Linked DNA regions of Homo sapiens: regions 2 and 3 are each linked to region 1. A link is a loop called in an ENCODE intact Hi-C map of the cell type or tissue named here. Cell type or tissue: Caco-2. All regions are shown on one strand.

Evidence for each region. Peaks named below come from ENCODE experiments on the same cell type or tissue, not always from the same donor. Only the 100,000 strongest peaks of a DNase experiment are listed, where the experiment ranks them.
Region 2: it touches region 1 in a loop (14-fold over the local background); 1 of 110 quality-filtered maps calls a loop at or near these places.
Region 3: it touches region 1 in a loop (5-fold over the local background); 1 of 110 quality-filtered maps calls a loop at or near these places.

The regions. Positions count from the first base shown.
Region 1 is chr1:69,496,498-69,500,497 of GRCh38, forward strand. LOC105378789 (a long non-coding RNA gene) reads left to right here. Exons shown (of 12, transcript XR_947488.3): 3 at 872-948. Among named protein-coding and RNA genes, the nearest start is that of LINC01758, 65 kb to the left of the region's middle. In Caco-2, no CTCF peak of the experiment used is centred here; a DNase peak (open chromatin) is centred at 1,614.
Region 2 is chr1:69,410,473-69,414,472 of GRCh38, forward strand. No RefSeq gene overlaps it. Among named protein-coding and RNA genes, the nearest start is that of LINC01758, 21 kb to the right of the region's middle. In Caco-2, no CTCF peak of the experiment used is centred here; no DNase peak of the experiment used is centred here.
Region 3 is chr1:69,424,765-69,428,764 of GRCh38, forward strand. No RefSeq gene overlaps it. Among named protein-coding and RNA genes, the nearest start is that of LINC01758, 6.5 kb to the right of the region's middle. In Caco-2, no CTCF peak of the experiment used is centred here; no DNase peak of the experiment used is centred here.

The DNA.
Region 1 (4,000 bases):
AACTCCAGGACTTTGATATATAAAAGATTCTGTTAGTAAAATGTGCTACAGCTGGGAGGTCACAATAAAAGTTTACACTGGTGGCCATTGCCCAAATATATGCATAAATCAATCAAGCCAGAGGGTGGATGGAGTTAATGTTGTAGATAAATGCAGCCAATTCAGGAGAATAAGAGTACAGAGAGATTTTATAGCACCTGAGAGATGCAGAGGAGCCTAATTTTACACTTGAAATTTCTAGTTCTACTTCTTTCTAAGATTCATGAGATGCCCAGGTGGTTTTCTGTTTCTTGATATCAGAAGAGTCATAAAAGATTTTCAGGAGTCTCTGTCTCAGAAGAAAAAACAATTATAATATTTTATGTTATCATAACCTTCAACATATACTCTACATAGCTATATTTGTTCAGCATCTACTGTATACAAAAGCCTCCCCAGAAATCACAGAAATAGTATAGGATATAGCAAAGAAATAGGATATAGTAATCCTATATTTTATCTTCACAGAATTGGATGAGTTTTAGTAGGTCACATATTCCAGCAAAAGCATGTTTCTCTTAGTTTCCCATGCAGCTAGGTGAGGTCACGTGAGTAGCTTCTAGCTGTGAATTGGAAGTGCTCTGTGCAACTTCTAGGTGAGGTCTTTAAAGATAGGGAGCATACTTTCTATCCTCCCTTATACCTTTCCTGTTGAGTAGGATATAGCCATTACAGTAACAATCATCTTAAACTACAATATGGTAGCCAGACCATGGTGACGGCAGTCTCTAATATTACGGACCTTTCATTTAAGATCTGGATTATTTACCCTTGTATTCTTGCATGAAATCTCCATGTTATTTAACTCAATGTTACTTTGTCTTTGCTACAGCAGCCAAAGAGATATACTAACAAACAACATTGATGAGAAGGAGATTCTGTTAATAGGAGGAAGGAAAAGCATCAAAGGTAATTAGATGAAGTAAGATGATTTAGTTTTGGAATTTAGAAGGAAGTGCATACTTCACCAAGATGTTAAAAGAAATAGGCAAAAAAAAAAAAAAAAAAGAGGAAAACTGCACAAAGTTAATGTGTTCTCAACCACAAAAATAAAGTGAGTAAAGAACACAGCAGATGTTTCCCCAAATATAGTTGAGGTAGTGGTTAAGGATGAACTTCATATGCACCCCCCTGATTGCCCTAAAAAAAAAGTATACTTCTCTATATTTAATGTAATCTACATGCAGATATAGAAAAAAAGATATAACCTGCTACATATTATCTAATTAGCACCTCATCTAGGGTAGATCCAGGTATTTCTGACATCAACAATAACTAAGGTCATGGTTAGAGAACTTTAATTATATAGAAAACGATGAATTTGAACTTGTGCTTGAAAAATCTTCTGTGAACGGCATGCTTGCTTTTCCCTAGGACTTTGCTAAAAGTAATGTAGATAATAAGTATGTAGTCCTTATCTACAGTCTCACAAATTCCGGTTATTGGCCTTACTATCTTGAAGAACTCTTTATCTGAGAAATGTTTTAAGTTCCTTTTCTTGGTGACCTGTGTGAGCTGCTTTGGGATTCAAGTAATTGTAGAAGCTTGCTGTTAGATTGTTTTCCTTGCGCTTATCATTATCAACCAGGGAGAATGGAATGGCCCAGTGAGGGCTGTGGGAGAAAGGGAGGGAGACAAGAATCTGTAGAAACCTTAAGAGTTTAATAAAGGTTCCAAAAACAAATATGCTGAATCTAGATCTGTAATCAACATGAAACGTTTCTGTTTTGATGATAGCGGGATGGACTGTCCTCTCCCCAGCTATGATGATGGTTAATCTAAGATAGAAAGCAAATCTTAATTAGATACGTTAAATGCATTTATTCCTATTAAATATTGGCTTTATTTCTTGTAGGACAACAATAATGATTAATGTTACAGAATTGCATTTGTGTAAACATAGATTTTAGTACTTAACAATAATTATAGAAAGCTGTGAACTTGGATTTCCAAGGACAGAGAGAAATAAAGAAGTAAATAATACTAATTTATATGGACATATTATATCCTAAATATCAGAATAATAGTTTGTTCCCTTGAAAGACTTAGATAGTTTTTGCTCGGGGAAGCCTTCTCAGAATTCCTACCCATGTATCTAGGTTAGGTGTTTCTTTTCTGTGCTTCAATAGCACAACTTATCACTCCATTATAATACTTTTGTAAATTTATTTTTCTGCCTCTATACAGTAAACTCTCTGATAGTAGGAATATATATTACTTGATCACCATATGTTCCAGTTATCAATTTCCAGATAACAAATAACTCCAACACATTGTGGCTTAAAGGAACAATCATTCTGTTCACAATTTTGTAAACACATGTAACAAATTATGTACAAATTCTGTTGTAAACAAATTCTGTAAAATTCTGTAAACAAAACAGAGTGTAGAGCCCTGCCATCTGGACAGGACTCAGTGAGAAAGTCTTGCCTTTGTTCCACACAGTGGATGAACTGGGGCTGGAAAATCTGCTTCCAAGATGGCTTCTTTGAATGGTTTGTGTATTCATTATCTATTACTGTGTGACAATTTACTTCAAATGTAGCGGCTTAAAAATATAATCAGCATTTGGGTTTTTTTTAACACAGTTTCTGTGGATTGAGTATGCAAGGAAGAATTAGCTGGGTGGTTCTGCTCAAAACCTGTTCTCAGAACAGTTTTGTGGTTGCGAATAGCTGGGTGGTTCTGCTCAAAACCTGTCATGATACTGTAGCCTAGGGTTGCAGTCACCTGAAAGTATGACGGAGGCTAGGGAATCTTATTTGTAAATGGCTCACTCACACAGATAGGGAGCTGGTATTGGCTATTTGTAGAAGACCTGAGTTCCTTACCACAAGGACCGATCATCGGACTGCATGACACAGCAGTTGGCTTTCCTCAGAGTGGTCTAAAAGACAGCAAAACAAAAGCTGCAATGGCTTTTAATGCTTACCCTATGAGGTCACACGCTGTTATTTCTGTTATATCTTGTTGGTCACACAGTTCAGTCCTATTCAGTGTGAATACAAGAAGGTAGGAATTATTATGGCCACTTTAAAGTCTGGCTACCTACCACAGCTGCTATATTGGCATTAGCTATTACCTGTGCTTTCCCATAAGGCTCCTCGGACTTCCTCACAGCATGGTGACTGCATCTCAAGAGAAAGAGGAAGCAAGGAAATTAAGACGCAGAAAGTAACACAGTGACTATACCAGTTTTTAAATCCTATACCCAAAGATGGATACATTATTTCCACTTTATTCTACCAATGAAAGCAGTTATTTATCCCACACAGAATAATCTATAAAAGAAATGACAAAGAATTTGTGATTTTTTTTTTTTTTTGAGATGGAGTCTCACTCTGTCACCCAGGCTGGAGTGCAGTGGCACTATCTCGGGTTCAGGTGATTCTCCTGCCTCAGTCTCCCAAGTAGCTGGGACTATAGGCTCACACCACCACGCCCGGCTAATTTTTGTATTTTTGGTAGAGACAGGGTTTCACTATGTTGGCCAGGATGGTCTCCCTCTCTTGACCTCATGATCTGCCCACCTTGGCCTCCAAAAGTGCTGGGATTACAGATGTGAGCCACTGCGCCCAGCCATTTGTGATCATCTTTACAGTCATGTGTATGACATATAAACTAAGCACAATGTTCTGAATTCCATAGGCAATCATTAAATGTGGGTTCAAAACATGAATGTATTTTGAGTTTAATTTTTAAAGTATTGATTGGTATAGTTATATGCAATAAACATTTTAGAATTGAAATTTTTACATACACTAATACATTCACAAATAGAATAAATAAAAGATGCTTTTATGTTCCAGTTAAAGTGCATATTATATTATTTAATATTAGCCATTATCATTTCTTCCATGGAAGCTGCTTTCTCAAAACATTTTTTTTTCTGTAAAAATGAGTTTTGAGTGGAACCTGAGACTACTAAAGGCTATGATGACATAATACTGTTATTATTAGA
Region 2 (4,000 bases), 86 kb before region 1:
GTCAGAAGGCCCCACTAAGTGAGGAGAAGCAGGGAAGGGAACTATGTGGAAAACAGTCTGGCCACTTTTCCATGAGGTGGCTTCACTGTGCTGGAGTTCCGTGGCAGTCCCTAATCACCATGCACCATCCAGAGCCTGAGGGCAACAGGGTGAGGGCTGTGGGGCAGCAAAGCTCGTGGCCAGCCTCTATCTCTGGAAGCTCCATCCCAGGGAAGTACAGAGATGCTACTGGTCTGAGAGCCTAGGCAGTTTTGGTGTGGCCATGCTAGAGTCCCAGGCCAGTGGGATTTTTCCTGCGAGGTGCATTGGAGGCAAGGCTTGCAGTCTGTCCCTGCTCAGATCCATAGTTCTTGTCCCCTTCCTGGGAGCATGCAAGGGAGCCTGACCTCCCTGTTGCCAGACCTGCAGCTGTGAATGCCAGGATGCCCAGGGATTCAAGGCTCCCAGGACTCTGGGTGTACATGAGCGGAAGCCAGACTCCACAAAGCTCTCCATGTTAGTCTGGAGGCCTCAGTTGTTGGGGGTAATAGCAGATCTCCTGAGCCCAGAGTTGCAAAGGTCCATGGCAGAAGTGTGGGCTCCTGGGGATTCTCACTCACTCACCATTTCCCTGCAGTGTGAGGTCTCTCCTGGCTCCATGCCATGCCTGGGTGGGTGGTCATCCTGTCTCACTCCTCTCCATTCTCCATGGGTCGAGCTGTTTCCTTGATGAATCCCAATGTGTCCACCTGGATGTTGCAGTTGAAGAGCTAGTATTTACTTGACACTTTTTCTTCTGTGAAAGCAGCACACACTAGCTGCTTCTAGTCAACCATCTTAGTGCCTTCCCTATCACTGGCTTCTTAAGGCAAATGCAACTTTAATTTATTAAAAGCTCCTCGAATGTTATCAGCTGGAAGGGATTCCACTGCAGGCAAATGATGCATTTTTATTTTTATTGACACATAATATGTCTTCATATTTATGGAGTACATGTGATATTTTGTTACATGCTTAGAAAGTATAATGATACAGTCAGTGTATTTAGGGTATCCACCACCTCCAGCATATATCATCCAGGATATGGAAACATGTCCTATCTTCCAGCTATTTTGAAACATACAATACATTGTATAAATAAAGGTTTTGATCTTTTGGGATTTCAACATTCAGGAATGTCAATAGAGATTGTGTGTTTGGGGATCATGATCCAAATCTGTGAAGTAAGATAGTTATAATAAGCTATAGGCTAACTTTGTGGAATATAGTGAGCATTCAATATCAGTAGCTGTTACTAGTGGCCATGGTTGTTATTTTCATGTGTTTGCTGGAGGGAATACTTGAAATTCTTCCCAGCTAAGTAAATTAGAAGACCAGTCTTTATCAGTAACTTATTTTGCTGGCCCACAAAATGCTAAAGATCTCAGATAGGAAAAATGTCACTTTTTCTCATTTGTTAGAGAAGGTAATTCTGGATTGCATTTAATGAGCTTTACATCTGTGGACTTGAGGCTGAGTCATTCATCAAAGTCTGCTATAAGTCTTCTCTACCTGCTCTAACAGTGGCAGTGTCTCTGCTCCTGGTGACCCTCATATTGTGCTATCACTCACAGGTGTTAAACCTGCTTTATCCATGACATGGCTTTTATATACAGAACCTCCAAGCAAGCTCCAAAGTGCTTTATCAAAATTGGGCACTCTGAAAATGAAAAGCCCAGTGTGTGTGCTGAAAGTTATCATAATACACGATCTCAATAATTGGTTCCACAGAGCAAAGGACAGGCATTTGGGCTATGCTGCTTAGAAAGCTCTGTGTGGACAAAATCTCTTTTCTAAGACAGAGATTCTTTGCAGAGAGTAAGGATGATGTAATGAGATAAGCATTGAACCTGGCATCAGGAGAACTGGCATCCCAGATCAGTTTACATATGAATTTATTCCAATGGTTTACATCTCTGTGTCTCAGTTTCCTCACTGGGAAATTGGAGATAATTATACCTACTCCAGAAGGCTCTGTGAGGTAATATATGTGACAGAACTTTCCACTGTGCATATTAAATAGTGTGTATATGAATCATGTTTGCACAGGAAACATTTAAATGTCAATTCCTGGGCCCTCCACCAGAGATGTGGACTTAGATCTGGGGTGAGACCGACAAATTTAAATATTGATCATGCATTCTGCAGGTTATCTGCAAATATTGATCATGCAGGTTATCTGCTGACCATACTTTCAGAAACTTTGGAATTTTTGTATATTGTGTACATATGAGTTACTTAGTACTACTAATGGCTATAAAAGAAGCAAATGTAGTAAGTTATTTTCTCTGTTTGAAAATATTAAACAGAAGACTCCCCGAGAGAAATATGTGGATTCAGAATATTCCTGTCTTCCCCACTATTTTCAGCATAAGTATTCTTATCAAGAGTGAAGCAAGTGATGAAAACATTAGTTTACCCATAAATAAAGACAGATTATAAGGCCTTATTGTATCATGTGGCTAAACAAACTTAAGGCTTGAATATAAATAGAAAGACTGAGATAGAGAACAGAGGGTGACATAAACTAAATGTATCTTTGTTTTGGCTTGAGTAAGATAGGCAATACCACTAACCTGTGGCTTCTCCTTAGCCACATAGCTATGGCCTCAAAATTAACTAGCAGTGTCTTTTTAATCAATACCAAAGTCCTGGGACAAAGTAATAAATGGGGAAAAATCAATACCTGAAGGAATATCACAGTATTTCTGTCCTATCAAAACCAGGCTCTGAGCCACTATTGTCTGTGCAATTTATACTCTAGAAACAGGTGTTACGATTAGTTTCCAGACACCACTATTACAAGCACAGATGACCTCTACCATCCCTATTACCAGGAAAGCTATTTACAGAGGCAGAGTCAGACTTTCCTTCTGGGTTATTATTTGAAAGGTGCATAACGGACTCCCTTCTCTGGCCAAAAATGTATTTCTTCCGCTGACCTGTCCCAGCTGATTTCATATAACCTCTCTTAAAAGAGCTTTCAGGAATCAACTAAGTACTTTTGATGAGTTAAATTAAATAGATGTTTTATTATATGGTAGGAAGAGTCAGAAACACAGGAATATCCTGGATTCCTATCTCTTTTAGGAAGTTAAGTAGTCATTAGCGGTCTTAAATTACATTTTGTAAGTTTTGTTTCAGACAATGTAAACTAGTTTATTTTTAAAGAACTCTCCTGCTTAGAATGACTGGAAAATTGCAGACAAAATAATAAAGTAAGGTCTGTGTGTAAGCATTGTTTGTAAGCTATCAAGGAAATAAGGTTCATCAGACCAAGATCCGAAAAATGAAAGAAACACAGAAATGTGAACCTGATACTTGGGACAACTCATTCCCTTAAAGCATTTGCTGATTTGAAAGTGGAAGTCGAGAGGCTAAGAAAGTGAAACAAGAACTTTTGGTAGGTTCAGAGGCTAGGGGAATAAAAATTGGAGATCAAAGACCATCAAGAGTGAAGGGTCCCAAACTGGGATGTCAAAAGTTTACACCCTAGGAATAAGAGTCAACCTGAAATATACCAACCCTTTCAAGATTAAAATTTTCTCAATCCCTGTTTTTATGAAGGTAGCATGCTCTTCCCCTAGGTATCTGACAGGAGCAAATTCATGACCCCACTAGTGTAATATATCATTATCCAAAACTTCAAATTATCTCTAGAAATGTTTACCTCATCTTTTCAACCAGTGCTACTGGTTTAATTGGATTATCTGCACAGAAAAACAATGGCTTCATTTTTACTTTGTACTGTACACAGAAAATTCCAGTTATTTAATAAAACTAAAAGTGAAAGGCAAAACAGTAAAGCATATAGACCATTACAAGAGGTAATAACTATCTAGAAGAACATTTTTAACTACATTAAAATTAAAGCCTCTCTTAAACAAAAGAAATCTTTAAACGTGAGCAAAACAAAACGTGAGCAAAACAACCTATAGACTAACACATGACGTTTGCAAAATATGTTGTATCCAGTAGGATG
Region 3 (4,000 bases), 72 kb before region 1:
ATGTCATTTTTTGATGATCAATTAACTGCTTGTTTTCAAAAATGTACTTGATAAAAATTTAGAGGAAATTATATCCATCCATATACAGTTGGAAGGTTGGGGTATTATAACATCTATGTCAAACAAGTCCAAGGACTCCAGCATGGATATACAGTAGTCAGTAAACCCAGAAAATAAAGAAGCCTTGATAAAATACGTTTGGTAAGGTATATTGCTAACTTATTTTATCCATCCAGGGTTCTCCTGACATAAAAGTCAGAGAGGAGCTACTTTGGTCAAATATCTATCTGTAACAAGGCCTGAAGGTGTTCTTAATCTCGGGACATATGAAGACAAAATGCCTTGTTAAAAATGACCAAACTCACCATGAGAAAATAGATGTCAACTTATGTTACTATATGTAATTATATACTACTTATGCTAAATTATATTTAGGTTGCAATAAATATTTGAAATTTATCCTTTTTAAAGACTGACAGAAATGAGATTCTGTGTCTTTAAGTCTAAGTCTCTTTTCTCATCCTCTTCTGTTCCTCATTCTTCTGCCTACATGGCCTATGTACTGAATCATGGGATGCTCTTGTTTATACTCACTTACAGTGAATGTTGATATCTTGTATTTGGCTAACATTTCTAAATCTGGAAAGTATGTTATCTTTCTTCAAAGCTAGGTTGAGCACTAGATCCTTATCAATGGTATGTTGCATGTATTGGGAAAGCCACAAATTGGAGTGTATAAAAACTGAAGTGTTATATTTTATTTTAGTGGCCTTAATTTATTTTAAATATAATTTCAGAAATTGGCTGTACAAATTCCAGAGGAAGGGTGGGTTTATTTAACACTGTGGTCTTCCCATGTTAGGAGTCAGATAACACAATAAAGTCTATATTATTGTTTGTCTATTATAACACCTATTGACACATACATGTTCCCATCTGACCTATGGTCATAGATTCACCCAGGCTGCTGTTTATTCCAAATTTAGGGCACTAATCCCTATGCCATGGCTGTACTGCTCTCCATGCATAAAGGATATGTTTTATGAATTTGAAACACATCAGGGTCTGGGTACCTTTCACACTGATACTTTGGAAGGCACCACTTTAGCTCTATGAGCATTCTTAATGTGTGGTCACACCAAGTGTATCCTGAATAATTTCCTATATCCTTCCTCAAGAAATCTTCATGTGGTGTGGCAGGGGCAGAGCACAAATCTACTTCTTGAGGAAATGCCACATACTAAGCTGTTTACATTCTCTCTCATCCTTCTCTCATTTTCTCCCAGAGAAACTCCATCTAATCTGGGGAGAGAGATAAGGTGGGTAGTCTGTTTTCTCATCCTATCTTTCAAAGTTATCACTTGTGTCATGTGATATCTGAGTTCTTGAGAGTTTAGGCTTTTGAATAACTGAGGACTGGATTTTGGTAATCCTATAGAATTTTGCTTTTTAAAATGCTGTATTGTTCCTCCAAAGGGAGAAGTACAAAGGGTACAAGAAAATCTGAGGAAAACTCTTTGGTAAATATTTCAAATACCAGCCTTGGTATTTACTTTCCTCTAAAATGGTTTGCACACATCCTGCTGTGCCTTCCAGCATTATGTGAATTTCTCCTCCAGTTGCCTCTGTCTTCTACACAAACTGCAACAACAGGAGGGAACGTTACTTTCCCTACAAAAGTGCTGATTTTTAATTTTCTGTTTATGACATTAGTGGCTCCCCTATTGAGAAGAAATATGGATGCCATGACACACACTGAGCTATGTCATTAAACATTTTCCACTCTGCCACACCTCCATCCTGCTGGCTTTGGTAGCCCAGCAGTATAATCATGTAATAAAACTATACTCAATATTTTATGAGCTTCAGAAGCATATAATAAACTCTTAAGTGCTATTGATATACGTAATGCCAAGCAATCAGTACAGATCAAAGAATCAGCTAGTTTAGCAGGATGAGATCCAATTTGAGCTGCTGTCATTGAGGAAGGGTCATGTTTAGTGGTTTAATATCAAGAGTATTACAGTAATTGACTCTTCTGTTGAGTACAGTGCAGATGTTAACACTACATTGCAGTAGAGTAACATATTTAATAAGTAAATGACACAACCTCAATCTTGGCTTAAAGGACAGTAGCTGAATTTGCTGCAAGGCCGACATATAACATGAACACTATAGACTCTATGTCCATAATACATAAACCTTATGACTGTTAATAATTAATTAAACTGAAGAATTATTGTCTTCTACAACCCATCCTTCCTAAACCTTAACTGAACTATGTTGTCTGGTTAGAAAAAAAAAGTTAAAATAAAATTAACAAGTATATAATTAAATTTTAAAAAGCAGGACAAGCATCATATGAGAAGTAATTTTTTAATGTGTTATGAAAGGTAGATTGAATGTTCACATTCAGTTGGAGAGATCCAAAAGTCTTCATGGAGAAGTTGTCACCTAAGACAAGTTTTAGAAGATGACTAAGACTTTAAATAGCAGACATCATGCATAAAAGTAAGAAAATATTAACGTGAGTAAGATGGAGAATAACATGACTAAATAAGAAAAATATGGGGGACATCCAACAAGTAGGTTTGATCTATGTGACTGGAGCATAGGGTAATTAAGAGCAGAAGGTAAACTAAAAATGGGTCTGGAATTGGTAGGTGCAGCAAACACTATGGCGCATATATACCTGTGTAACAAACCTGCATGTTCTGCACATGTATCCCAGAAGGTAAATTTAAATTTAAAAAAAAAAAACTAACTACGACCCCCGCAAAAAAAAAAAAAAAAAAAAAAATTGGTCTGAAGCCAGATACTGAAAGACCCGACATATCAAGTTAAGAGTATCTACCAAAGTTGTTAGGCAATAAGAAGCTACTGAGGGAATCAAACTATGTTGACTGTGTTTTCCGCAATTTTTCTGGATTGAGAATAAGCTGTCACATATAAAAACTAACTCTTACTCTTTTTTCTTGATGCTTTTTTCTATGTCTATTTTTAAATCTAGGTTCCCAATATTAATCCTTGTATTTCACTCTCCTCTGCCACATAAACACACAGACACACGTACGAATGATCATGTGTCCACACAACCTGGCAAACTCCTTTCCAAGCTGACCTACTGCTTGTTGTTTTATTATTGCCTATGTGTATTTTTTTTCTACCATGAAAATATACGCAATAGTTTTAGATTAAAATTATGATGATTTCTGGTCAATTTTTTGAGAAGCCCAACTTCCATTCACTACATTTTTTTCTTTTGCTGTTTACATCACAGAGGCTAAAAAAAAGAAAAAAATAAATACTCACTCTGTCAGATTTTCTTGCAATGGAGACCTGTCCTGTGATAGATATCTTGGTACAGGAACACAAATCTTTTTTGGTGGCTTCTGGGAAAGCTCTTGCCCAGGCACAAGGGTTGAATTAGTATCATTAGCACCACTTCCTTCCTCTGTCCTCTTCCTGAAATGTGAACATGATGCTTGTAACTGAGGATAGTGGGGAGACCAAGGGGATTTCAGAAATGTTGGTTTTGATATCTTTGAGCTATTGAACTAATACTAACAGACTATCTACATATATCTAATTATATGAGAAAAGTAAACCTCAAGTTGCTTAATCCAATGTTAGTATACTTGCTGCCAAAACAATGTTCCTATTATACGATGTTTATTTACTTTACATAAATCTTGACTTTACGTAAATCTATAGAGTGTGTTTAAGTCAAATAACTTATTTGCTACAGTCCACATATGCCGAGTCTCACTTTTTTCATTTATAAAATGAGGAAAATATCACCTACTAAGAAGAATTATCAGAACTAAGGGCAATAAAACATCTAATACAGGATTTAAAAAGACATCTAGCACAAGGCCTGGCCCAGAACAGTCAACAAATAAATACATTAAAATAAATGAATAGATGAATGAATAAGACATTTATACCTCTGAGAAGCTCATTTGAATGGTATTAAATTTTTATTGGGTTGATTGCTTAG